Regions from separate parts of the Mus musculus genome. Here regions 2 and 3 are each linked to region 1. A link is a loop called in an ENCODE intact Hi-C map of the cell type or tissue named here. Cell type or tissue: left cerebral cortex. All regions are shown on one strand.

Region 1 (8,000 bases):
GCCTTGATTTTTGAGCTAGAGTCTTTCACTAGGAACTAGGGTTCACTGATTCCACTGGGAAAGCTGGCCAGTGAGCCCTGGGGATCCTTTTGTCTCCACCTTCCCAGGGCTAGGATCATAAGCACACACTACCAAAAGCATTCAGTTTCTTAAAGTGCACATGGAATTAAATTATGAAGTCATGAAGCAGAGGGTGGGCCAAGAGTTCTCCCTAAGTCCATGGACACGGGTAATTGAGCTTCTTTTGTAGAAGACCCCAGTGGCACACAGCAGCATCTCTGACAGCAGAAGCTGCACTGCCCTGCCTTCGTTGAGTCCCACTCCCCTTCCATTCCAGGAACTCTGTTATTTCCATTTCCAGCAAGCACACATTTAGCACCCAGCTTCTCCCCAATTCAGAATAGATTGCCATGGAAACCAGCCTGAGAAGAGGCAGAAAGAGGCACTCTGGCCCTGGATATATGCAGATTGGCCTCCTCTCGCCAAACTCTGTGGTTTCAGTGCAGAGAAAAGCCCTGGAGTATGGGACTCCATTGAACTGTCCTGGTGTGTGTGTGTGTGTGTGTGTGTGTGTGGGTGTGTGTGTGTGTTAGTAGAGAGGTAGCTGAGCGCTCCTGGATGCTGAGCAAGTATCTCACCCTTGAGTCATATCCCCTGTCAGCTATTTGTTTCTTAGTAGACTTCTCTAGAAGTGTGCCACCCTGTGAATACATCTAACAGAAAGGGGCTGGATACATTAAGGATACATCAAGATCCAAGGGCTGGAGAGGTGGCACAGTGGTTAAGAGTGAGTACTGCTCTTGCAAAGGACCTGAGTTCAGTTCCCAGCACCCACATTGGGAAACTCATAACTGCCTTTAACTCCAGCTCCAGGGAATCCAATGGCATCTTCTAGCCTCTGAGGACATTATAAGTACCCACTCAGAGTCACACATGTAGGCAAAGAATAAATAAAAATATTTTTTAAATGTGCTTAAGAGCAAGTTCCAAAGACAGTAAGACCAGGGTATGAGGCCTGGACAGGAAGACCAGGGTATGAGGCCCTGTTGGAAGCTTATATGGGTGCTACCCTGCATGATGTACCTAGATTCCAGGGTTTTGTTTTATTTTTATCTATCTATCTATCTATCTATCTATCTACCTATATCTATCCATCCATCTATCTATTCATCTATCTATCTCATTTATTATCTATTTTTTAGACTAATATTATACCATAGAGATCACTGTAAAGATTCAATGATTCAAAGATGAAAACCACTCACTGCAGAATTTGCTGTGTTGCTGGTGAAGGGGCAGCAGAGAGTGGCACTGTAGCCCTGTAATGCCCTTTCTACAGATTTCTATATCATATGCCCCTAGCAGCTCAGTGTAGGCAACCTTCTGGAGTCTATCCAGGGAAGGAGGTTCATGCTCAGCACCCCTGGTTCACCTTGCTGAGGCCCAGCCTTCCACATCTGTCTTGGTACCACTTCTGAGAGTTCTTGGGAAAGCGCCATGAGTTTGCACCTGTTGGGTGCTTGGCACTGTGAATATTGTCTGACAGCTATCATGGAATTGGGCTGAACACGTTTAGTCTGGGAAGCTTCGGGGCCACTCAGTAGCTCAGCAGTGAGGACGCCAGTCTACGCTGTGAGGGAGCCACGGTAGCAGCATCTCCCACAGAAACCAAGTGACTCCCAGGCTGGAGCTGCAGAGCTTGAGAGGAAGGGTGGGAAGGCTTGCTTACCAGGCCGAGGTTCAGAGTGTTGTTGTCATCCTCTGGCATGGGCAGGTACACTGCCAGGGCCACACAGTTGGCAAAGATGGTGAGCAAGATGATGGTCTCGAAGGGTCTGCAACCAGGGTTAAGGAGAGCCCTGGAGCCATCTGTGGGATCTGTGGGGTTGAGGGCATGAAATTCCTAAAGGCCAGTCTGAATAGTCACTATAATGCTAAGAGAGAGTCATGTGGCGGGGGGCTTGTACCCCAAAGTGGCTCGGGGGTAGGGTTGGAGTTTGATTATGTTCAGGCTGAGTAGGATCGGGAGAGGGGGAAATGGGAGGAAAACCAGATTTTCAGAACTATGTGTACACACTCATGTGTGCAGGCTTGCACTCCCAGGACACCCTCCCCCCGTACGCCCCAGAACTATGTGTACACACTCATGTGTGCAGGCTTGCACTCCCAGGACACCTCCCCCCCATACTCCCCCCCTCCAGCAGCTAATTCATGAGGGCACTCTGGGTGCCACCCTTCCTGACTGGCTGGTCATTTAGAAAGCAAATGTGAGGAGGGAAAGCCAGGCAGAGTCCTTGGTGCATAGGCGGGGTGGGGAGCGAAAGGCACGCTATGTAGACAGATTTGGATAAAATCCTGTTTTCATCCCAGAAGCTTCAGCTTTTGAAGAGAGATGGGGGATGAGGGGGGGAGTAGCACAGAATAGATCTGTAAGAGAGTGGGCTCAAGAAAAGGGATGCCCTGCCAGGGGAAGCTGCTCTCACCAGAGAGGGCAAGGAGGAAGGGGGCTGGACGTGATGTGGCCTGGCAGAGTGTAGCAATGCGGATCAGACTCGACTCCAGACCCGCTGTCTCTCCATGGCTCCCGTATCCTTCCAGCTACTCCTCATTCTCCATTTTCCCAAGGAACAGCTGATGGAATCCCATTCCTCCAGAGCACGTCAAAAATATTTCAAATATTCCTGACTCTCTCAGAACCCACTCAACACGGGCCTCCTCTCTGCAGCCCCTCCTTACTCCCCCCAAATAGCCCAGATATTATCATTGTTATTTCCAGAACAAACCTAGAGAGAGATTGAGGTCCCTGTCCCCCAGGGTACTACTTCTGAGCTAAAACATCCAAGTTTGCTCGCCAGCATCCAGGAGCCAATAAGAGCAGGCCTCCCCTCGAATCCACTTCTCCAGTTCCATTTGTAACTGGGACTCTAGCCAGTGGAAGTTGTCCCTGGACTGTCAATCGTTTTCCACTCTCCCTCTGTGGAGGATTTCCTCAGGAGCTGCTCCGTCCTTCATCTTATTCAAAATCTTGGGTGGTACCCCCATGATGACAGAGACCTGAACACACTTAGAAAGACTCCTAAGAACACAGGCCCTCCACAAGATGCTCAATAGCTCAGTGGCTCTCCCCTATGACCCGAGAGTTGTCCTCAGGCTCCGAGAAGCCCCTTTCCATTGTGGCGGAGACCTCCCTTCCTGCTTTCGCAAAGGTTCCTTTTGCTGGTCTAGGTGTAGGTTCACCCCTTTCCCAAGAGCCTGGGTCACCCTGATGCTAAAAGTCCAAGCTTTGTGACCACCCCGTACCTTCCACCTCTGCCTCCCACCCACTCCCTGCTCCATCTCGCTCAGGTGCTAGAAAGGATACTTCCATTCCACGATGCTGATGCAGGCCTTCCTCAGGGGGTTCTGTAGAGTCAGGCAGAACAAGGCCCGCGGGGGCCTCGGCAGAATCTCAGGAACAGGTTTCTTCGGCTGCTTCTTCCTCAGGCCCTCGTCCTGGGGTGAGGGCGGCTCCATGGCTTTCCCTGACACCCCTCTCTTCCCCCAGCCCACTGCCCTCTCCTCCCTGTGTCCCCAGTGCCCCCACCTTGGGGACTGGACCTGACTGAGCCTATCCTGCTGAGGCAGGCAGACGGGTCGGGCGTGGGGGCGGGAGGATTACTCTCTCTGCTCCCAGCGAGTAAAATTAGCCCCTGCTGCCCAGCCCAGGCTCCTGCGGCCAGGCAGCTGTCATTCCTTCCAGTCCAGCCGGTGACATCCCCATCTGCCCCCGAGGAGGCAAGGGCTGGGTGTAAAGGGGTGACTTATTATATCCAGGCTTGAGACGGGGTAGGGGCAGTGGGAGACAGGAAGGCTTCACAGCTGGGGCAATGAGGGTCAGGGAGAGGAACCCGTGGAGTAGAGCCACAAACTCCAAACAGGTTCCTTAGATGGAGATTAAGTTTCTCCCCACCCCAACTCCGTGGCTCTGTCCAGAGAATGTGTTGGGTGGTGGCCTAGCTCAGCATAGCTCCACTCACACCAGTCTCAGTGTCTGTCAGGATCTGCCCAGGACCCTCTCACACTTGCCGCCCCCAATGCCTTCTTCTGGCAAATATGGAGCCCCTCTCCTACCAGAGGGAAAGGCTCCAGGCAACCTTGAATGTGCACTGCTCTCACAGGGCCCCTGGTCCTCCAATCCCTCACTAGACAATGTCTGTGTGCTTTCTCCCTAGAACCCTGGCCTCTCCCATATTCAGTCTCAGCATACACACTAATCTCTCTGGAAATGTTAGGTGACTGCACCAGCTAGCAAACATTGCAAGGTGGAGGGTGGGCATAGACAATAATTCAGGAATCACAAAATTCAACAATCCCTTTTTATTTAGTCCTTGATGTAAACACAATGTCAGTGGACCCTAGAAGCTTACAAGTCTTGGGGTGGGGGAGGCGTTAAGTCCAGAAGAGACTGAAGGGTGGGAGAGGGGAGGTGATCACTCGCTGTCAAGGAAGCCAATGGGCACCAGCGACCTCTCCCTCCCTCTCTCTCTCTCTCTCTCTCTCTCTCTCTCTCTCTCTCTCTCTCTCTCTCTCTCTCTCACACACACACACACACACACACACACACACACACACACACACACTTCCCCTAAGTCTGTCAGCTCCAGGGTGCTGAATGCAAGCAGCTGCCTGTCTTCACTTCCCTCGTCCCTCCCTCAGAATTCCTGCTCTTTAGAGGCCATCAAGCTCCTCGCTAGTATTTGAGGCCATCTTGTGGAAGGTTCAGGCATAACAGAAAGTGTGGCTGACTTCCAGGGGACTTGGTGTGGTGGACAGCAGAGCTTCGCTGAGGCTGGTCCAGGAGCTGTCCAGGGCTCTGCTCCTCACCGCAGACATCAGCTCCTGGGATCCGTATCTCGCCATCTCTACCCCAGGCCCTCACATCTGGCTCAAGTGGGTGGAGGTGGGATCACAGACCTCGAACACCACTGTTCTTTGTCCCGCACAGATGACCCAGAAGCCCCCAAAGCTGTTCCCTAGAGGGGCAAGTCCAGGCCTCTGGCCAGATCAAAGGCTGGGTTCCTCCGACTCCAAAAAAGGCGACGAGGAAAAGGGGGATCCACTGGACTCGGCCACCAAGGAAGAGGGCTGCGGCACGTTGCTGTGGCCCGTGTGGGCGGGCGGCGGGGAGGTGGCGGGAGGTGGCGCGCCGTCGGGGGTGGCGCTCAACAGCTCCTGCAGGTACTTGATGTAGCGGATGGCGGCGCGCAGTGTCTCCACCTTGCTGAGCCGCTTCTCAGTCAGGGCGCCGGGGAGGTGGCCGCGGAGGCGCGCGTAGCCCTCATTCACGCACTTGACGCGCTGCCGCTCTCGCTCGTTGCGCTTCTGGATGAAGGCAGGCTCGAACGGGTAGTCGTAAACCCCGAAGGCGCCGGGAAAGGGCACGTAGGGGAACACCCCAGTGTAGGCGTCGTAGTAAGGCGGCTCGGAGTGGCCGGGGTACAATAGAAAGGGTACGTTGCTCAAGGGTTCGGTGGCTGCCAGCGGCGTCTGTCCAGCAGGGGCCACGACACCTAGCTGCATGCCCCCCGGGGGCCCACGGTCCACCAGAGCTCGGCAGAAGTTACTGTTCATTGTGCCTCGTGGAGCTGGACCCAGAGTGAGGCCCTCTGAAAGGCCTCTGCACGGGCTCTGTGTGGTCCTGACAAAGGGGACAAGTCACATTGCTAGCACTCTGGGGTGCTGCGAGTTGCTAAGGCTTCATTTTGCCTTTTTGGGTTGGCTTGGACTCCTTAATGTGAGTCATAGCTCTGGACAAGTGCAGCAGCTAGCAGAGGCACAGCAGGTATCTGCTGTGGTCGCGCCTGCGGTGACATGTGTTGAGCAATCTGAGCACTTTCTCCCTCTTCCCTGCCTGGTCCTCCTGGACTGAGAGTCTTGCCTCTTCCTGCAGTCCAAGGCCGCCAGCACTGCCCCTGGCTCTAGCTGCGAGCCTCCATGACCAGATTCCCCCAGCGCCCAATTCTTGTTCCTCACTGGATCTTTTTGCAGGATCCCGGATCTGCGGGGGATGTGGGCAGAGGCGGAGAGCCCGTCAGCTCAGCAGAAGAGTTCCCAGAACTTTGCTAAAAGTAGAGAAAAGTGAACATATCACTAAGGAAAGGCCTTTGTGGTACTCCTATCTCCAGAAACAATCAAGAGGAAAGAGGGCGGGGATTTGGAGAACTGTTGGTCTGAGCTCAAATCTAGGGTTCACTCCTCAATAGTCAAGTGACATACATCTTAGAGTCAGAATTCCATATTTGGAGAGACAGAAAACATCCTTTATAGTTCCTAAGATGAGAACCAAAAGAGTACAAACACATTCCAAAGCACCCGGTACTTGGCCTGGCAGATAACGGCAGCCATTAATATCATTTCCTCTGAGAATTCAGATCATCTCCTCAAGGCTACCTTCCAGGGCCTGACAACTAAAACTTGAGACAGTCTACTGGGACAGGGGGTTTAGAGAGATGGCTTTGTGATTAAAAGCAGGTACTGCTTTTTACAGAGGACTGGGTTTCCAGCAGCCAGGAGCTCACAACTGCCTGTAACACTCACTATAGAGGATCAGAGTCCCTTTGCTTCCAAGAGCACTGTGTCCACCTGCACATATCCATACAGAGACACATTTAACTGTAATACCATTGTTTAACGGAGCTAATCGAACTAGCAGGAGGAGTTGGAGCAACTATCTCAAGTTAGCCCAAGCCCCTCTCTGGTGAATGAAAGATAACCCTGATTACAAAGCCCTGGGGGTTAGCTATTTCAAAGCTTCCTGCCCCGCAGACTGTTGTCACCTTCCCCTTCCCTGTCCCAGGTCACATGGGTCCAGGAGGACATATGGGTCTCAAACCCTCTTGGCTTTCTCCTCTATGGCACCTTACAAGGTGTCTTCTTTTTTTCTTTTCTTTTCTTTTCTTTTTTCTATCTTTTTCTTTCCCCTTTGGCTTTTGGAGACAGGATTTCTCTGTGTAACCTTCACTGTCCTGGAACTCACTCTGTACCTGGCCAAGCTGAGCCATGTCCCTAGTATGTAATAGATGCTTCATAAATCCTGTCTGAATAACCAAGAAAGAGGATTAGGCCAAAAACTGGGTTTGCCAGGGTGGGGCATAATTACACGTAGCCATTCCCTGGTTTTAGAAAACTGTTATTTAGGAAATAATTGGTCTGTGTTGAGTTTAAGTGCTGCCAGAGCTCATCAGCTGTGCATATCAGATTTGAGCACTATGCCCTGCCTCTCTGGCCCTGCTCCCTGTCCCCGTGTGTGTTCACAGTGTTCGTAAGTGTCCTTGGAGTGCTCGTAGCTCTGTTCTTCGTTCTACTCTTTGAGGACGATGCTCAGAGTTTACTGATGGGTGAGTAGTCGACCTGCATTGAGAGAGTGGGGGCATCCCGAGGTCTTGGCTGTGGTTCAGCCTTGTCTATCTGGCAGAAAAGAGCCAGTCCTCTCCCTGCCTGAGAAGCCGGTGGCAACCTCAGATTTTTGAGTGTCCTCTATACCCTCCCGCAACAAACCAACAAGGATCCAAAGTCTCAGAGTCTCACACTTGCTAGAAGGTGGAAGCTGACGTATGAATCATCAGGACTAAAATTCTTATCTTCCCGCTCTTTGTAGCTGACCTCTAGAGCCTCCCACCAATGGTAGTTTTGACATATAATAAGAGTCAGCTTTGGCAAGATTCTAGCTCTCCTGGTGGGGCTCCCAGGCCCCAGCCTGTGCTGTCCAGGTTGAGTATCTGAGAATTTACTCAGGACGTGAATCCCAGTGGGCAGGGCTAAAGCTTTTTCTTTTAAAGCTAAAGTCCCTCACACCATGCTGGGCACATAAAGATTGTTCAAGATACTTGCCAGGATTGTTCTGTGTCTTTAACTTTTTGAAATAGAGACTTGATTGCTTATATTTGATCTGACAGAGGGCAGAAGTTTATTTGTATTAATGACAATTTTAGGAACACAATTTCTCATGATTGATTCAACAT
Region 2 (8,000 bases), 210 kb before region 1:
CTGGGCTTGGTCCTGCTGGTCTTCCAGGGAAGGAGGCGGCAGCCCCTTTGGCTAACCAGGAGGTAGGCGCAGCTCACCAACACCATGTGGGTGGAGGAACTTTAGGAGAAAGCCCAAGTCTAGAAACTGAGGTGTCCACAAAGAGGTTTACTCTGCAGCCTCTTTTCCCAGCTTGTAGCTGGCATGAGAGATAGTCTGTAAAAAACTGTTGTGCCTTTTTAGTGTGTGTGTGTGTGTGTGTGTGTGTGTGTGTGTGTGTGCGTGTGTGTGCGTGTGTGTGTGCGTGTGTGTATGTATGCATGAGTGTATACATGGTGGGGGGTGAGCCTGTGTGTTATAGCACGAGTGTGATCAGAAGACAGCTTGGGGAGGTAGGTTCATTCTTTCTACTGTGTAGATTGGGGCTTGAACTCAGGTCCACAGGCTTAATAACAAGCACTTTTACCTACTGAGTCATCTCAGCAGCCCAAGGAAAAAACTTCTTGGCCGGAACAGACTAGACATGAATCCCAGTCCCCACACGTTTGATTTAATGGATAGGTTTTTGCAGGACGGAGTCAGGTGAGGAAAATTAACTCTAGGCCCTTTCCCCTCACAAAAATGTAATCTGGCTACACCCGCCCTCTCTAGCTTAAAACCCCCTACGCTGTGAAAACTGGATTGGGATGGAAATTGGAAACCATCTAGCCCTCCATCCCACTTCCTATTCCCTGCCAGGTGGCTCTGTATATGAAAGGAAATGACCCAGGTGGGGTCCTGAGGCTCCCAGAATGGAGCCACGGGATCCATTGCTGACGATGCCTCTTTCACTCTCAGACGTGCCTAGGTTTGGATCATAAGTGATGTTAGCATCCTACTTCCAATCAATGTCAATCTGGGTGCACACACAGCTGCCCTTCTGTGCTCTGGCCCTATAAGGACAGAGACAGCTACCACACTGTTCCAAAGAAGAGACATCCCAGATCTCCCTCCAGTCTCTCCACATGGAGACCTGTACTGTATCTCCTGACACATCCTCTCTTTTCTGTCCCTAGTGTCAATAACTATGTCACTCAGTGGCAGGACTCTTGCCTAATGAGAGTGAAAGATCTTACCCCCCCTAAAATAAAACAACCACCATCTAACTCCTTCATGAATACAACAGCCCCCTGTGGAGTCCCTGTGGCTTGATGAGCCTTCCCCCTCTGTGACTCATACAGTCCTGCCAAATCAGACTGATGCCCAAAGCCTTCAGGATCAGGCCACAGCCTGCCAGTGTCTTCCTGCATGTCTCAGTATACTTGCTTTTTTATCCCTTCCTGGGCTGGCTCATCCTCTCTGCTTTGCCATTCCTTTTGACCTTTAACCCCTTCCTAGACCCGACCTGAACTGTCGCCCCTTCTGCGGACCTTTTCCCCGAAGCATGAACAGCTCCTCCTTCTAAGCGCTGAGTGGACGTGGTTTTAAACCTGTACCACAGTTTGACTGATGGCAGGCTGGCCGTTGCACACACAGCCTGTGTCTCTCCCCTCCTCGAGAAGGGATCTGAGGTCAAGAATGCATTTCTTGCAATGCAGAGGAAGCCAGTGCCTGCTGCACAGAGAGGTCCCCTGAGAGTGGAATGGGAAGGAACAAAGCTTAGACATCCTGCACCCCTTTAGCCACAAACCCTTTCCCATCAGTTCACAAGAACTCTCAGAGCTACTGTCTCATGATTTAGAATAGCAAATCTGTTGGATTGTTAGGGGCCATTTTGTGTCATCTTTTGTATAGAGGTTATAACCCTGTTTGACTTATCAGCTAGATTTTGAAGTATGGGGAGGAGGAGGAGGAGGGTTAACCCAGGGGCCTGGCCCCCTTCCAGCAGGGCCACCTGATTACACTTTCTGTCTCTAGCTTAGACCCTTTCCACACGGCTCCATGAGGCCTGGACCAGGACAGAAGTGTCACTCCAGGTGACACGTCTAGTCTTTTATCCTAGGAGGCTATTAATTAGTCCAAGAACTGTGGTGCCAATTCTTGATCGGGCACCAAGGGAATCTCCCTCAACCTTCAGACCCCTTCAAGTGCTACACAGCAGAGCAGATTAGAGAAGGAAGCCGAGGCGTTGCCCTCCCTCAGAAACCCTCATGCCTGGTCTGTCTCCCCACCCTCCACCCCCCCTCTAAAAACTAGAAAAGAAACGCCTGGTGAGAATCGAGAACAGGTTAGGGCTCTACGGCACCCACTGCCCCTTGCACCCTATCTCAGAGTCCCACTCCCTTCCCCCAGATACTAGGCCAAGCACCCAGAAATGATGAGCCACCAATTCTGAGTGGCCGCAGTTCTCTCAGCCCTAAGGACATCTCACAATACCCAGTTGTGCCCTTCCCTTTGGGTCAGCCCCAACTTGGAAGGTAACATCACCACCACAGAGGCCTGCCCCTCCCAGCCCCACACTCTTCTCACCCCAAAGCCTCGGCCTAGGGTGGCAGGAAGGGAGGGAGGGAGGTGCTGGGCACAGGCTGTGAAAAGCAAACCCCCTCCTGCTCAGAGAGGGCAGCCGCCCTGCGCCAGGATGCACGCCGGCCCGGTGACCCCGGCCATGCAGTCCACCGAACCCTGGAGTCCTAGCTGGGGCACGTTGTCCTGGGACTATTCGGGCTCGGGCTCCCTGGACCAAGTGGAGTTGTGCCCTGCTTGGAACCTGCCTTACGGCCACGCCATCATCCCAGCGCTCTACCTGGCGGCCTTCGCCGTGGGCCTGCCGGGCAACGCCTTCGTGGTGTGGCTACTGAGCCGGCAGCGCGGGCCGCGGCGGCTGGTGGACACCTTCGTGCTGCACTTGGCGGCCGCCGACCTGGGCTTCGTGCTCACGCTGCCGCTGTGGGCCGCGGCAGAGGCGCGCGGCGGCCTCTGGCCCTTCGGCGACGGCCTGTGCAAAGTCAGCAGCTTCGCGCTGGCGGTCACGCGCTGCGCGGGCGCGCTGCTGCTGGCGGGCATGAGCGTGGACCGCTACCTGGCGGTGGGCCGGCCGCTGAGCGCGCGCCCGCTGCGGAGCGCGCGCTGTGTGCGAGCCGTGTGCGGCGCCGCCTGGGCTGCGGCGTTCCTGGCGGGTTTGCCGGCCTTGCTCTACCGGGGACTGCAGCCGAGCCTGGACGGCGTGGGCAGCCAGTGCGCCGAAGAGCCCTGGGAAGCGCTCCAGGGTGTCGGGCTGCTGCTGCTGCTACTGACCTTCGCGCTGCCGCTGGCTGTCACCCTGATCTGCTACTGGCGCGTGTCGCGCCGCCTGCCGCGCGTCGGTAGGGCCCGGAGCAACTCCCTGCGCATCATCTTCACCGTGGAGAGCGTCTTCGTGGGCTGCTGGCTGCCCTTCGGCGTCCTGCGCTCCCTCTTCCACCTGGCGCGGCTCCAGGCGCTGCCGCTGCCCTGCTCCCTGCTGCTGGCTCTGCGCTGGGGTCTGACTGTCACCACCTGCCTGGCTTTCGTCAATAGCAGTGCGAACCCGGTCATCTACCTCCTGTTGGACCGCTCATTCCGCGCCCGGGCCCGGTTCGGGCTGTGCGCGCGCGCCGGGCGCCAGGTGCGCAGGATCAGCTCGGCCTCCTCGCTCTCCAGGGACGACAGTTCGGTGTTCCGGGGCCGGTCCCCGAAGGTGAACTCTGCCTCGGCCACTTGGTAGCCTCCCCGGGATGGCGCAGGTGGAACGGTGCTTCAAAGAGAGGAACCATGTGCTTGCAGATGCGCCAGGGGACTGCCCATCAGCTTTCTCGGAGCTGGCTGTTGGGGCTGGCTGTTCTCACAAACCGATGGGGAAGGATGGGCTATTATATTAGTTTTCTCCAGGGCAAGAAAAGCTGTAGACACTCACCTGGAGAAGCGGGTTCACCTAGTAGATGGGAGGGAAGTGGGTTCTGTTCTCTGCTTCATTCTGTGTAATTCAGCCCAAATATCCAAACCAGACTCTCAAAGGTCCTTCTTGCTCCTGACTGTTCTTGCCCCTACAAAAGCCATTGTCCTTTGAGGAATTTCTTCTCCTGGTCAGCCCTCTAGCAACACCATCTCAAACACCTCTCCCTTCCCCTCCCCTCCCTCTTCCCCTCCCTCTCCCTCTTCACCTCCCCCTCTCCCTCTCTCTCCCTTTTCTCCTCCCCCTCTATCCCCTCTCCCTTTCCCTTTCCCGCTCCCCTCCCTCTTCCCTTTTCCCTCCCCCTCTATCCCGCCCCCCCCCCTTCTCTCCAGTCATCACTATGTTATCTATATTGTTTCTCATCCCCAATTCGGGTTTTCGTTTTCAAAGGCTCACGAAAGACATGGAAACTAACCCTAGCGTGAACAGTCCTGTGAGCAATTTGGTCCTTCCCACCCATTACCTCACACTGGTGTGGCAACCCTTCTCCCATCTAGAGACACCTGTGGGACTCGCCCTGAAAGTAGTTCTGGCCTTCCTTCTGAATGCTGGCATCTGAATTTTTTCAGTGGGTGTTCAGATTTTCCCTCACTCAGCCAGGGACCCCAGGTTTTTCTGTGAACACACATCTCAATAAAAACTTTTGTTGGCCCTAGTTGGCAACCGTGTCTTGATTTGAACATCGAGAGCGAGATGGGTGTCAGAAGGGTGTGTTACACAGTCAGACAAAGCTCAGCTCAGTAGTTCAGGCCCTTCAGGGTGATGGTTTGTGTGACCCTGGTACTGGGAGCGCCAGCTGCACCTGCGAGTGTGGTACTCTCAGCGGGCAGAGGATGACTTAGTCTCATTCTTTTAAAGGACATCGCACATCGAGATAGTGACAAGATGAAAGGAAAAAATGAGGAAGATGCACGGCATCTGCCTGCCAGGTGCCATTTCAAAGAAGAGATGTGTAATTTTGATTTTTAAATGTGGTCCAGGCTCCCCACCCCCACCCCCACACTCTGGGAGCTTTTCCAGTACAAATGTTTAAAATTAACCGTTTCAGTCTCTGGTTTATCCTTTGAGGCTTCCGGAAGGCTTAGAAAGTAAATGTTTTTACTTGAGAGGATTTAGCCTACAAACATTTTGATCAGTGAGGGAAAGACATTCCCTGACTGGGCCGAGAACCAAGTCCTAGACCTTGGAGTTAGCAACACAGACTGGTGTTCAGTGCCAGGTTGGGTCTGAAGGAGGGCATTCTCTTGGGCTATTTAACCTGCTCACCTCTGCTCTCCTCATCTAGCTCCATTGCATTCTCGATAGCATCCGAGACCACTGGTTGGAGTGTATTTAGCATCGCAGCCCACTTTGATCTCATCTTATAGCTGCTCTTGTCAAAAAGAACATCTCTGCTGGGCGTGGTGGCGCACACCTTTAATCCCAGCACTCGGGAGGCAGAGACAGGCAGATTTCTGAGTCCGAGGCCAGCCTGGTCTGCAGAGTGAGTTCCAGGACAGCCAGGGCTTTACAGAGAAACCCTGTCTCCAAAAACAAAAACAAAAACAAAACAAAACAAAAGAACATCTCTGAGTGTCCTCATATATGCCCTGAGAGCAACAAGGCTTGCAGCCCAAGGGTCACCTGAGCCAGGAAGAGGTACCTCAGGTGCTTTCAAGTCCAAGAGCCCATCTATAGTATAGTCCTTCCTTTCCCTATCAGTGGGGCGAAGGGACAGGAGTGCTGACCTCCATCAAGGTATGTGTGGCAAGACTAAAGCTTACAGAGCTGGTGTTGCTCTAGGCTGCTAGGACAGAGCTCCTCTCAAGTTCATCTCCACGATCTCAGCTGAGTGAGCTACCTAAAGACAGACAGAGACAGACAGAGAGACAGGCAGGCAGACAGACAGCTTCCCTAGCCCATGGGATGTTTTCATGTCCCCTCCTGCAGCGCTTACTGAAAGCTGACATTTCCGCCCCAGCATAGAGCTCTGCGCCGTAAGAAGAACATCTCCCTGTCTTGGAGTGTGGCACTCAACTGGACTCTGGTGCACTCCTTAGAGTGATTGCCCATCACTCTGAGGAGAATGAGCACCTATTTCCTAGTGAGGGCGGGAGTCGAAGTGTGGATGCAGGAGCTAAGAACGGTTTGTGAAGGAAGAGCAAACTGAAATGGTTTAGCAAGCAGTTGCTGGTATTCATCAAGAACTTTAGAGCTGTGCATGGCCCCTGCCCTCGAATGCCCATACTCCTTTACCTTATCATCTTTTACCACTGCTCCCTCCTAACTCAATCATCCTAAACAACGGAAGTTGGGTTGCTGAGAAAGAGAAATTTTTAAAGAGTTACACCTAGAAGGAAAACCCCTAACTGCCCAAATGCAATGCTGTGGTTTCAGGGCCAGGATAGACTAAAATGCAGAATTTAATATCATTCAGGGAGAAGTCAGGAACTGTTGATGGTAATTTCCAAGAGGAAGGAAGTAAAATTTCAGAAGTTAAAATACCCTCCTTACGCTGTTATTCGAAGGATGTAAACTTGTTCATTTGGGTCTGTTGAAGGGAAGCATACATGTCTCTTAGGTAAGGTTTTACTGCTGTGATTAAACACTATGACTGCAACCAGCCTGGGAGGAAAGGGTTTATGTCAGCTTACAGTTCCACATCGCAGTCCATCACTGAGTCAGGGACTGAGCTCATGTGCATGAACCGTGCTGCTCACTGGTTTGGTCCTTGTGTCTTGCTCAGGCTAATTTCTTATACGACTCAGGACCACCTGCCTAGAGGTATCACCACCCTTGATGGGCTGTGCCCTGAAACATCACCACTGATTAAGAAAAAACATCACCCCCACAAGCTTCAGACATGTCAATTGGGTGGAGGTATTTTCTTAATTAAGATTCTTTTGTCCAGGGCTGGAGAGATGTCCCCCTGCTCAAACCTCCTTCCCAGTTTCTAAGAGCACTGACTGCTCTTCCATAGATCCTGAGTTCAATTCCCATCGATCACATGGTGACTCAACAACCATCTCTAACAGGATCTGATGCCATCTTCTTGTTTGTCTGAAGACAGCAACAGTGTACTCACATATAGTAAATAAATCTTTCTAAAATATTAAAGAATTTTTTTTGTCCTAAATGACGGTAGCTCATATCAAGTTGCTATAAAATTAGCCAGCACCGTCTCCTTTGGATCAACACTATTTTTTGTTATTTCTTATCCCTCACAGTTTGGGCACAAAAAGTAAGATCTTTTCTCCTGCTGCTCACTAAGAGAATAGCAGCCATTTTACTTGTTTGCTTATTTGTCTCTCTCTTTACAGGCAATTTTGTTATTTGATTTTAGGCCGTGTCCCCAGTGTCTGGAGCAGTGTCTCCACCCAGCAGGGGTTAACTTCTGCTACAAGGTCTGTGTCCTCGCGCAAGACACGGTGAAGGATGAAAGAAATGGCACTGCAGTCTATGTACAATAATAGTTACACTTTATTAAAGGGCACAGAGGGAGGCTAGAAGAAAATGCAATAACTGTGAACAACAGTCGTATTAGAATGACAGAATTACAGCACCTTTCCCCTGCGTTCCTCCTGGAAAATGTTTATAAGCATTTCAAGGGCCGTTAGCAATATATGGATGCGCCCAATAGAAGGAAGCTAAAATTAGAGTGGGACCTGCCTCCACCCCCACCCCCAGTCACGTTCAGTTGCCTGTCCCTGGGCCCCTCACCCGGGCTTCTGAGCTGAAGCTGGGACTGATCATATCTGCTCTGCTGTGTCGCAGATCAAAGGAAATGATGTTCTTGAAAGGACTTTTTGAGTGGTGGTATTTCAGACAGATGTGTCCCAGGAGCTCGTCCCTGGGGTGAGCATGTTCCAGGCTCTCATCTTCTTCCCCATCTTTTTATTGTAGAGAAACCTGTGGGGCTGCCCTGGGATTGAAAAGGTCAACATCTGGCCTGAGGCTCTAACTCAGCAACAGAGCGCTTATACCTAGAGGTAAGAAAGCTAGGTTTGGGGGTGGGATGGGATGGGGTGAGGGCAGGACAGGGTAGGGAGGGAAAAGGGAAGAGAAGAGAGGGAAACTCCACCTCCAGGCAGAGTCTGGCATATGGCCTTTTGCCTATTGTGACTAATTCTGACCTTTCTCCGCCCCTCCCTCG
Region 3 (8,000 bases), 110 kb before region 1:
CTGAGGGCCATCTGGTTGATCTGATGTTCCCCCTGGGCACTGGTGATGGCGCGGGTGGATGTGGCTATGCACGCATCTCCTGAGATCACCTGGCCTGAGGACCTACCCAGAGGGGGGAAAAGCAAAGCCAGAGGTCAGTAGAGTCTACCCACAAAGGCCGGGAAACGAAGAAAACATCACACAGGCCAGCTCAGAAAGCCACTTCTTCCAGGATGCCTCCTTCCCTATCTGGGAAGAACAGCTTCCCCTAAAAACAGGGCCAAGGAGAGAGATTGACTCAATTCGACATTTTTCTACGACCTGTCGGTGTGCGTGGGTAGGTTTGAATAGCCTGTTAAGAGTCCAGGGAGAGGCTCTGAAGCTGGCTGGTTCATGTAGAAATCACTTAACTTCTCCGTGCCTGTTTCCTCATCCCAGCCCCCAGACTTCATTAAAATAAATAAATAAATAAATAAATAAATAAATCTATAAATAAGGACAGCTTTAGGCTTACAGCAGAACTGGGTGGAAGGTGGAGCTTTCCCATTCGCGTCTTTCTTTCCCACTGTGCATGGCCTCCCCCATTGTCAGTGCCCCGCGCCCCACAGCGTCCTGTGCTACAGTACGCGAACCTATAATGGACCCAACATCACCCAAGCTCATCGCATACAGCAGGGCTCACTCTGGGTGTTCTATAGTCTGCAGATTCAGTCAAATGCGTAACGTTATCTGTGACTACTGCATCATGCAGAATAAATTCAGGGCCCTAAATACCCTCTGTGTCTGTTTTCCAGCTGTCAAGTTAAACAATTTGTGATTTATAGTGGACACATAAGGACAAAACCTGACTTCTGGAAGGTTTGTGTCCTTACAAGCAGGAACATGCTATGCTGGGTGGCACATCTGTGTGGCCTGGCTTTGGAGGCTGCTGCCATCTGCTGGTCTTTGGGATCTATGCAGGCCATCTCAAATGGTTGAGCTTGGAGGACTGAGATAGGCCAAAGGATCTTCGTGCTCACCCAATCAGGCTGTGCTGTGCTTATTGGTCACCGCAGCAGGGAAGGAAGCACTATTCTCAAGTAGTGGTAGACTTACGTGAGTGTCCGAATGCACTTGGCTGAGTCCCGGATATCCCACACCTTGATGTAGGAGCTGGACACAGAGAACACCAGCCCCGAGTGGCTGCAGTATTTGATAGAAACCACGTTGTTGGGGTGACCCTTGAGAGCTGCAATCTCCTGCCCTGTCACCAGGTTCCACATCTTGCAGCTACGGTCTGCCAGATACAGGGAAACAAGTCTGAGAGAGAAGCAGGCGTGCATGCATGTGCAGTCTCATAAAAACTCAGGAGACCAAGAAAGGGCTGAGAGCTTTAAATAACCATGAGTTCTCTGATCTTTGTGAGGTGTCCTGGACTGACATAAAATTCCTACAAATCTCCTGCTTATTAAATGACCAAGCATCAAGAAAACATAAAAAACCTTGGAGCCAATCAATCATACCTCAGTTGGTAGCTAACTCCTCATATTTGTATATGTACATACATACATACATACATACATACATACATATATTCACATATGCATGCACAGGTTTCCTATTATGTATGTCTGATACAAACTTGTCCTTTCTTCTGGTCAAAGCTTTAACTTTTTTATGGTGACTTGGTTGTGGGACTATAAATTTCCACTGCTGAGACCAGAGGAACTGCCTGGGTGCAGCTGCGGAGATGATGTGGGTGTTGGGTAATGTTGGGGAGGAAGTGATGGTTTTAGAGAGTTGAGATGTTGGGACTTCAGAGACGCTTCTAGAAAGGTGACCTGGAGGAGTGGGTCATGGTAGAGCCAACAGGATCGCATGGGAGGGAAGGCTCAGCCAGGGGTGTGGTTGGGTGTGTGAGCTCCGAGCCTAACGCTGCTGGCCCCTCAAGTCGGCACGAACCTTTGGATCCCGTGAAAAGCAGCTCATCGGTGGCATCCAGGCAGAGGATGGGCTTGGTGTGACCCTCGGCCATGGAGATGCACTGCAGCGGGGCCGTCCGCGCTCCCTTAGCTCCGCCAATGGGGGTGATGATGCCCCTTCCCGGGAGAAAGGGAGAGAGGATGTGCCAGTCAGCCAAGGGGCCAGGCTGACTGAAGCACATGGAAGAGAGGGGTCTGGGCTGAGAGGGGACAATGACTCATGAGAGATACTGAGGCTGCTAGCAAAACATCACCACTGTCTGAGAGCCAGCGAGAGCTGTGGCTGCCATCCTTAGCACTGCAGGAGACGCCCATGCCAGGCAAGTTGGAAGGGACAGGGTAGGAAAGGCTACCTAACCTGAAGCCAGAGATAAGCATGCAGCCAGCTCTGGTGGGGCAGAGCAGAAGCCCAAGTGTTGGAACAGGTCTCTGTAGTTCCCATCAGCCTACATGCTTCTTTGGTGATCAAAAATGGGGGAAGGGAAGGAGAGAGGGAAGGACATCCAGGCCGTTACCCTCCCCGTACTTCGTTGCCAGTCAGTGTTCTGGGGCTGGCACCTTCCAGCAGTGAGGTGGCTGGGCATCTACAAAGAGCCCCTACTTGGACCAACATAGTCAAACCTGTGCCCGTCACTTACAAAGGGATAAATCAGCACTGTTATCCCAGCACTGTGTAGGCTCAGGCAGGAGGATTGCTGTGAATTTGAGGCGAGACTGGTCTACAAAAGGAGCTTAAGGCCAGCCTGGCAATATAGGAAAACCTTGTCAAACACAAACCAACCAACAAATAATGTCCCCCTCCAAAACCTCAAAGGGATAGATAACCTTAGGGGACCACAGCCCATCTTGGGGCTGGGATGCTCGGGCCTCTCTGGAACTAGCCTGCCTGGACCCGGAATGGCACTTGCTTGTTCTGCACAGTGCTCCATGAGCAAGAAAGAATAAAGCCAGGTCAGCATGAGGGTTCTGATGATGACTCTGTCTCAGGAAGGTGTTTCGGGATGAGACCCAGCCAGGCTACATCTAAAACCACATTCAAGCTGTTCAAAAGACAACGCTGTTGCTGACAGAAGCGCAGTGGCTTGGGGTTTACCAGGTGGCCAAGATCCCACTTGTGGCACTTTTACACAGTATGGCAGACTTGCTTGTGGCTGGTGCAACACCAGAATACTAGTCAGGCTGTCTACTTGCCATATAAACACATTTAGAAGTAGCTCCCCGAGCTGCTTTTGCTCCTGACTTGGGATACAGGTATAGGCTGCGTTAGGCCAAGGTTGCCGTAACCTGTATCATCAAGAGCCTGCACTCTGAAGAGGATGGCATGTTACATACAGGTAACAGTTGCTGGCAAGGCCTTACTGCACAGGAGGATCAATCAGTGGTGCTAACCACGGGACAGAGCCTGGTGAGCAGAGAACATGCGTGGAGAGCTAGAGGGAGCTCTCGGCCTTTAGAAGAGAGCCTTCTGCTGTCCCAAGTCTTACCCCTTGCTGTGGGGGAATCTGTGCTCAGTAGGCTTGAGGGACCAGCCTCTGGTTGTCCCATGGGCTCGGGGAGGAGACACCCACACACTGCATGCTAAGAGATATAAGCAGGGCACTGCTTCCCTCGGAGCTGAAGTTTGTAAGATTCACCCACCAACACGAGCTAGCTTACAAAGAAGCAAGCACAGCCACCATAGCCAGTGACACTCAGCAAAGGACTAGCAGGCTGACATGGTCCTCATGGTACCTCTCACTCTGCAAAGCTCTGCTACACCTCCGTTCCGACCCAGGCTTCCATGTCCCTCCCCCACCTTGCCCGGGGGGGTAGGGAGAAGAGAACAGGGCTCTGCACAAGCAACTGCACCCTCCCTCGCCACAAGCCCTTAGCTCTAGCCAGGCATTGCATAGTCTGAGGCCATGGGGTCACCATGAGAGGGAGGAACCATGGGGTGAGAGGCACTCTCAGGAGGGACGGGGATATGGAAGAGGCAGGGTGGGGAGAGGAGGGGCTGCATGCAGAGGACAGGCGTACAGGCAGGAGGGGCTGGTGGAGCATGAGGCAAAGAGAAGAAGAAGAGAGCGGAAGGGGAGTCAAACACGAGAGACATTCTGTGTGTACCTCAGGACCTCCGACAAAGAGGAGTCGCTGTCATCAGACCTGGGAAGGGCAGAAAATTAGCTGGATTAGGGGAGAGAGGAAAACACACGTAGGGATGGCGGGAGCAGCAGCAGCAACAGCGCAGGGAGGTCAGAGGGCGGTTATTCTCTTCAGGGAAGGCAGAGAGAGGCAGAGGAAGAAGGCCTTCGAGGAGAGTGGTGGGGTTGGGGAGGGGACAAACTGGCCTGGGAGCTGGGAGAGTCCCCCAGCAGTGGGCCACCAGGGGGTCTCTCAGCTAGCAGGGTAGGGGTGAGGAGGGAGCCACGGGAGGTGTGGGAGGCTAGCCCACTCTTGGGAAGATGGTTCCAGGTCTCTTTGCTAGTTCCAAGCTCTCTGGTTGGCCCACACTACATAAGCTGGGGCCTAACTGCATCACCCCAGCAATGCACAAGCCTGCCCAAGGTCGCAAAGCAGCCCTGCTGCTCTTCCCTTGCTGAGACCATGTCTAGAAGCTAAGTCTGTTACATGTGGGTCCCGAGACTGGACTAGTGGATAGGCCCAAAGCCTGTAGAGCAGGCTAGGATGGGCAGGATCCTAGCCCAATTCTTGGGAGTAGGAGAGAGAGAGAGAGAGAGAGAGAGAGAGAGAGAGAGAGAGAGAGAGAGAGACAGAGAGACAGAGAGAGAGAGACAGAGACACAGAGACAGAGAGAGACAGAGAGGAAGAAGGAAAGAAGGAGAAAAGGAACAAGGAAGGAAGGACAGAAGACAGACCCGTTTAAGCGGGATGTCGTGGCACATGCCTGTAATCCTAGCACCCAAGAGGCTAAAGCAGAAGAACAAGGTTTTCTAGTCTAGAGACATGGCAAGTCCTTGTTTCAAAAAACAGAATAAAGAAATTAATAATAAACAGTGGCCTGTCAAGTCAATTGCATGGCACTGGGGGCGAGAACTGTATTATGATAAGGAGGGCCAGACACACCCACAGCCCCTTCAGTAGGAGCTGAGCTGAAGCAAGCCTGGGGTTAGGACAGTGTCAGGATGCTGACCTTCTGGGTCTGCCTTCATGGTCTTATCACTGAGGGAGCAGCATTTCGAGCCAGAAGGGGTACTTATGTGAGAGACTGGGCAAAGCCTGTATCATGTACAGCAAGCAGTCAACAGTTTAGGCTCCCCTGAGGGTCACAACATCATTGCTCCTCGTGGAAGGAAAGCTTTTAGGGGGAAAGGAAGGTGTCCTTTGAGGAGCTACAGAGCTGAGGATGGTCACAGTGGGCTTGGGGGGAGCACAGAGGTGAAATCAGGGATGATGGGGCTTGCCCCAAGGAAAAGTTCCACTGTCAGAGTTATTCCGTTAGAGTCAGCAGCCCCAGACTCTGAGCCACTCTCTAGGAGAGAGCCCTGGGGCTCTGCTTCGGCCCATATTCTTATGCAAACCTGGGAGGACAGACCATCCTTGGGCTGACTGACAGTTCAACTGGAATTATGCATGTACAGCAGACTGCAGAGCAACATTAAGGACCTTCTGAATACAGGGATGGCTGTGAACAGAACGACCCCATAGCAACTATAGCATAGCAACAGGAGCTGTGAGTACAGCTGAGTACCCCATAGCAACTGTAGCATAGCAACAGGAGCTTGCAGTACAGCTGCAGGTGAGGCTCCCATGTGGGGATGACCCAGTGGTCTCTGCTTGCTGGACAGTGCTCAAGGATCATGGGACCTTGTGTAAAGCTCTTGCAATCAGGTGAGACAGTAAAGAAAGGGCTTCCAAGAACAGCAAAGACAGCAGAAGCAGATAAAAGGGGGCACTTTAGAGCACCCTCTGGTATGCTTGCCTCACAAGGCCACCATAACTGACTCTGACTGTCCCACCCTGGTGAGGTAACTTCCCTCTTGCCCTTTCCTGGTGTCCCAGCATGCTTGAGGGGAAGGAGAGACCCTTGGTCAGTACAGAAAAGATGCTACTGTCAGGGCCTCATGGCTCAGAGGAGCCGGGACAGGAGGGCTGGAGTCTACCCACTTAACCCGTCCCGCAGGCTCCCTCCCAGCATCAATGCCTTCCTTCCCTGGCTCTCCACAGGCCCTTACTTGTCCAGTGCTGAGCCCTGGCTCTGATTGCTGGTGAGACGAGAGAAGACGTTGCGGTCGTTGCGGGGCCGAGTGGGAGGTGATGAGGGAGGTGTGAATCCCATGTCTGTGGATCTGGGAAATGAGGGCAGAGAGAGTCATCGGTGATCAGACCCTTGCTCATAACTCCACCTAGCTTCTTTCCCACCAGGGGAGCCCCAGAGGATGGAGTCTGTTGTGTTAGGGACCTCAGACCTGCTTGGCCCCAGTCAAGATCCTAGAAGCTGTTTTTGTTTGTTTGTTTGTTTTTTTATATTTATTTGATTTGATTTGGTGTGGGCGGGTGTCAATGCACAATGTGTGTGTGTGTGGTGCCTGCGGAGGTCAGAAGAGAGCACCAAACACCTTAGAACTCGAGGGAAGCCCGTGAGAGATGGGAGTTGAACCCAGGGCTTCTGGAAGAATGGATTGTGCTCTTAAGCACAGAGCCATCTCTTCAGCCTCTTAAAAATCACTTCCTCATAGCGTATTTGGAGATTCACCTACTAGTTGGAATCTGCTTGCAGTCCCACAGTCCTTTTCTATGTGAATCACAGACTTAGACAAAGCAGTGTAGTGAAAATTCTGAGTGACTGGCATGAGTGCTTCTCGCAGAGGCTGTTTCCACCCCGACCCTGGAAGCAGGTGTCCTGATGGTGCCTTGCTTGCAACCTTTATTTATTATTGCCTTCTGTGCTTCTTAACGGTGCTTTTGATTTTTGTTTGTGTTGTGACACATGATCTCACCATGTAGACCAGACTGGCCCTGACTTTGCAAATGATCCTCCTGCCTCTATTTCCTGGGTGCTAAGATTACAAATGTGGGCTACCAGACCCAATATGGTGGGTTTGATCACTGAACTGGTCCCAAGGCATGCATAATGGGACAGTGCTCTCAGAAGTTGCTAAGCATTAGAAAGCTGGGAAAGATTACACAAGCTTCCTTGGTGCCACAGTGCTGTGGTCGAGCTCAGTACTAACAAGCAATAGCATCCGGTAACTAGGGTGCCTTTAAATAGAGACAGACCTAATAAAAGGTGATGCTGATGCTGACATCGCAGTCATCTCACAGGAACACAGCCCTCATCCTCCCTGAGACCAGTGACTCTGATTCAACGATTCAGTGTTCAGAATGCTTGAACCGGGAGAAATGACAGTTCCTTCAAGGAAGAGTCTATGACCTTGCTGGCCCGCTCATTCCTCTCTTTGGAAAGCTGTCGTTACATTCCCCTCCCTTTGGACCAGATTCATGAGTTCCGCTTCACCCTCAGACCACAACTTCAGCGTGTTCTCTGAAGATGATGTCCGTTCAACTCCCCTCCACCAGCAGCACATGCAAGCCAGTGCTATGCGCATCTGCTTTGGCAAAGATGGGAGGCTGGCGGCTGGCGCAGGTTCTTTTCCTGCCTCTCAGCAAGGCAGGCTGCAATGGTTACTCTGAACCCTAATGCCTCACTATTTAGCTGCAAAGGCCACCAAACCTCTAGATTAAGTATATGACTGTCGGGCCATAAAGGGTCATATGTGTGGGAACTCTGCAGAGCTGGGCCCCTGTGTATCTGACTAACTGGACACTCCAGTGTGACTTCTCTTGATAGTCTGAGCTCCCTCATAGAAGGAAGCCTTTGAAAGATGGAAACTACGAAGGTTTTAAGACCACAAAAAGAGGCTAAAGTTCATTTGGACAACACCATCAAAGCTGCTGCGGGCCATCCAGGTAGAGTGCGCACTGGGAGTTTCCAGCCTGTGGTTTAGCTATGTGCTTCCAGGTGCCTTGTGGAGAGAGACGGCATCTCTTGAGCACGTACCAGACATGGCTGGCTAGGGTCCATGGCAAAGCTGAATGACCGAGGCCAGCTGGGCCATAGCA

Evidence for each region. Hi-C counts contacts between places; a loop is a spot of excess contacts. Peaks named below come from ENCODE experiments on the same cell type or tissue, not always from the same donor. Only the 100,000 strongest peaks of a DNase experiment are listed, where the experiment ranks them.
Region 2: it touches region 1 in a loop (2.3-fold over the local background); 3 of 42 quality-filtered maps call a loop at or near these places.
Region 3: a loop joins it to region 1, with 5 times the contacts of the local background. A loop is called at or near these places in 16 of 42 quality-filtered maps.

Annotation. Positions count from the first base shown.
Region 1 is chr1:136,048,414-136,056,413 of GRCm38, reverse strand. It overlaps Ascl5 (achaete-scute family bHLH transcription factor 5), which reads right to left and starts at 5,610. Exons shown (of 1, transcript NM_001270609.1): 1 at 5,044-5,610. The coding sequence starts at 5,610. The coding sequence ends at 5,044. Cacna1s (calcium channel, voltage-dependent, L type, alpha 1S subunit) reads right to left here and starts at 3,603. Exons shown (of 44, transcript NM_001081023.2): 1 at 3,362-3,603; 2 at 1,730-1,835. The coding sequence starts at 3,513. In left cerebral cortex, a CTCF peak has its summit at 4,755 (motif pointing left); DNase peaks (open chromatin) are centred at 3,528, 4,741, 5,342, 5,903 and 3 more places; H3K4me3 peaks cover 898 bases; H3K27ac peaks cover 4,252 bases.
Region 2 is chr1:136,255,437-136,263,436 of GRCm38, reverse strand. It overlaps Gpr25 (G protein-coupled receptor 25), which reads left to right and starts at 2,511. Exons shown (of 1, transcript NM_001101516.2): 1 at 2,511-4,523. The coding sequence starts at 2,564. The coding sequence ends at 3,640. In left cerebral cortex, a CTCF peak has its summit at 7,128; DNase peaks (open chromatin) are centred at 1,338 and 3,089; H3K4me3 peaks cover 1,659 bases; H3K27ac peaks cover 1,444 bases.
Region 3 is chr1:136,163,244-136,171,243 of GRCm38, reverse strand. Kif21b (kinesin family member 21B) reads right to left here. Exons shown (of 35, transcript NM_001039472.2): 27 at 6,113-6,226; 28 at 4,044-4,082; 29 at 1,921-2,057; 30 at 1,075-1,255; 31 at 1-102. Among named protein-coding and RNA genes, the nearest start is that of Kif21b, 36 kb to the right of the region's middle. In left cerebral cortex, CTCF peaks have their summits at 901 (motif pointing left) and 3,351; DNase peaks (open chromatin) are centred at 920, 3,451, 5,642 and 6,125; H3K27ac peaks cover 1,608 bases.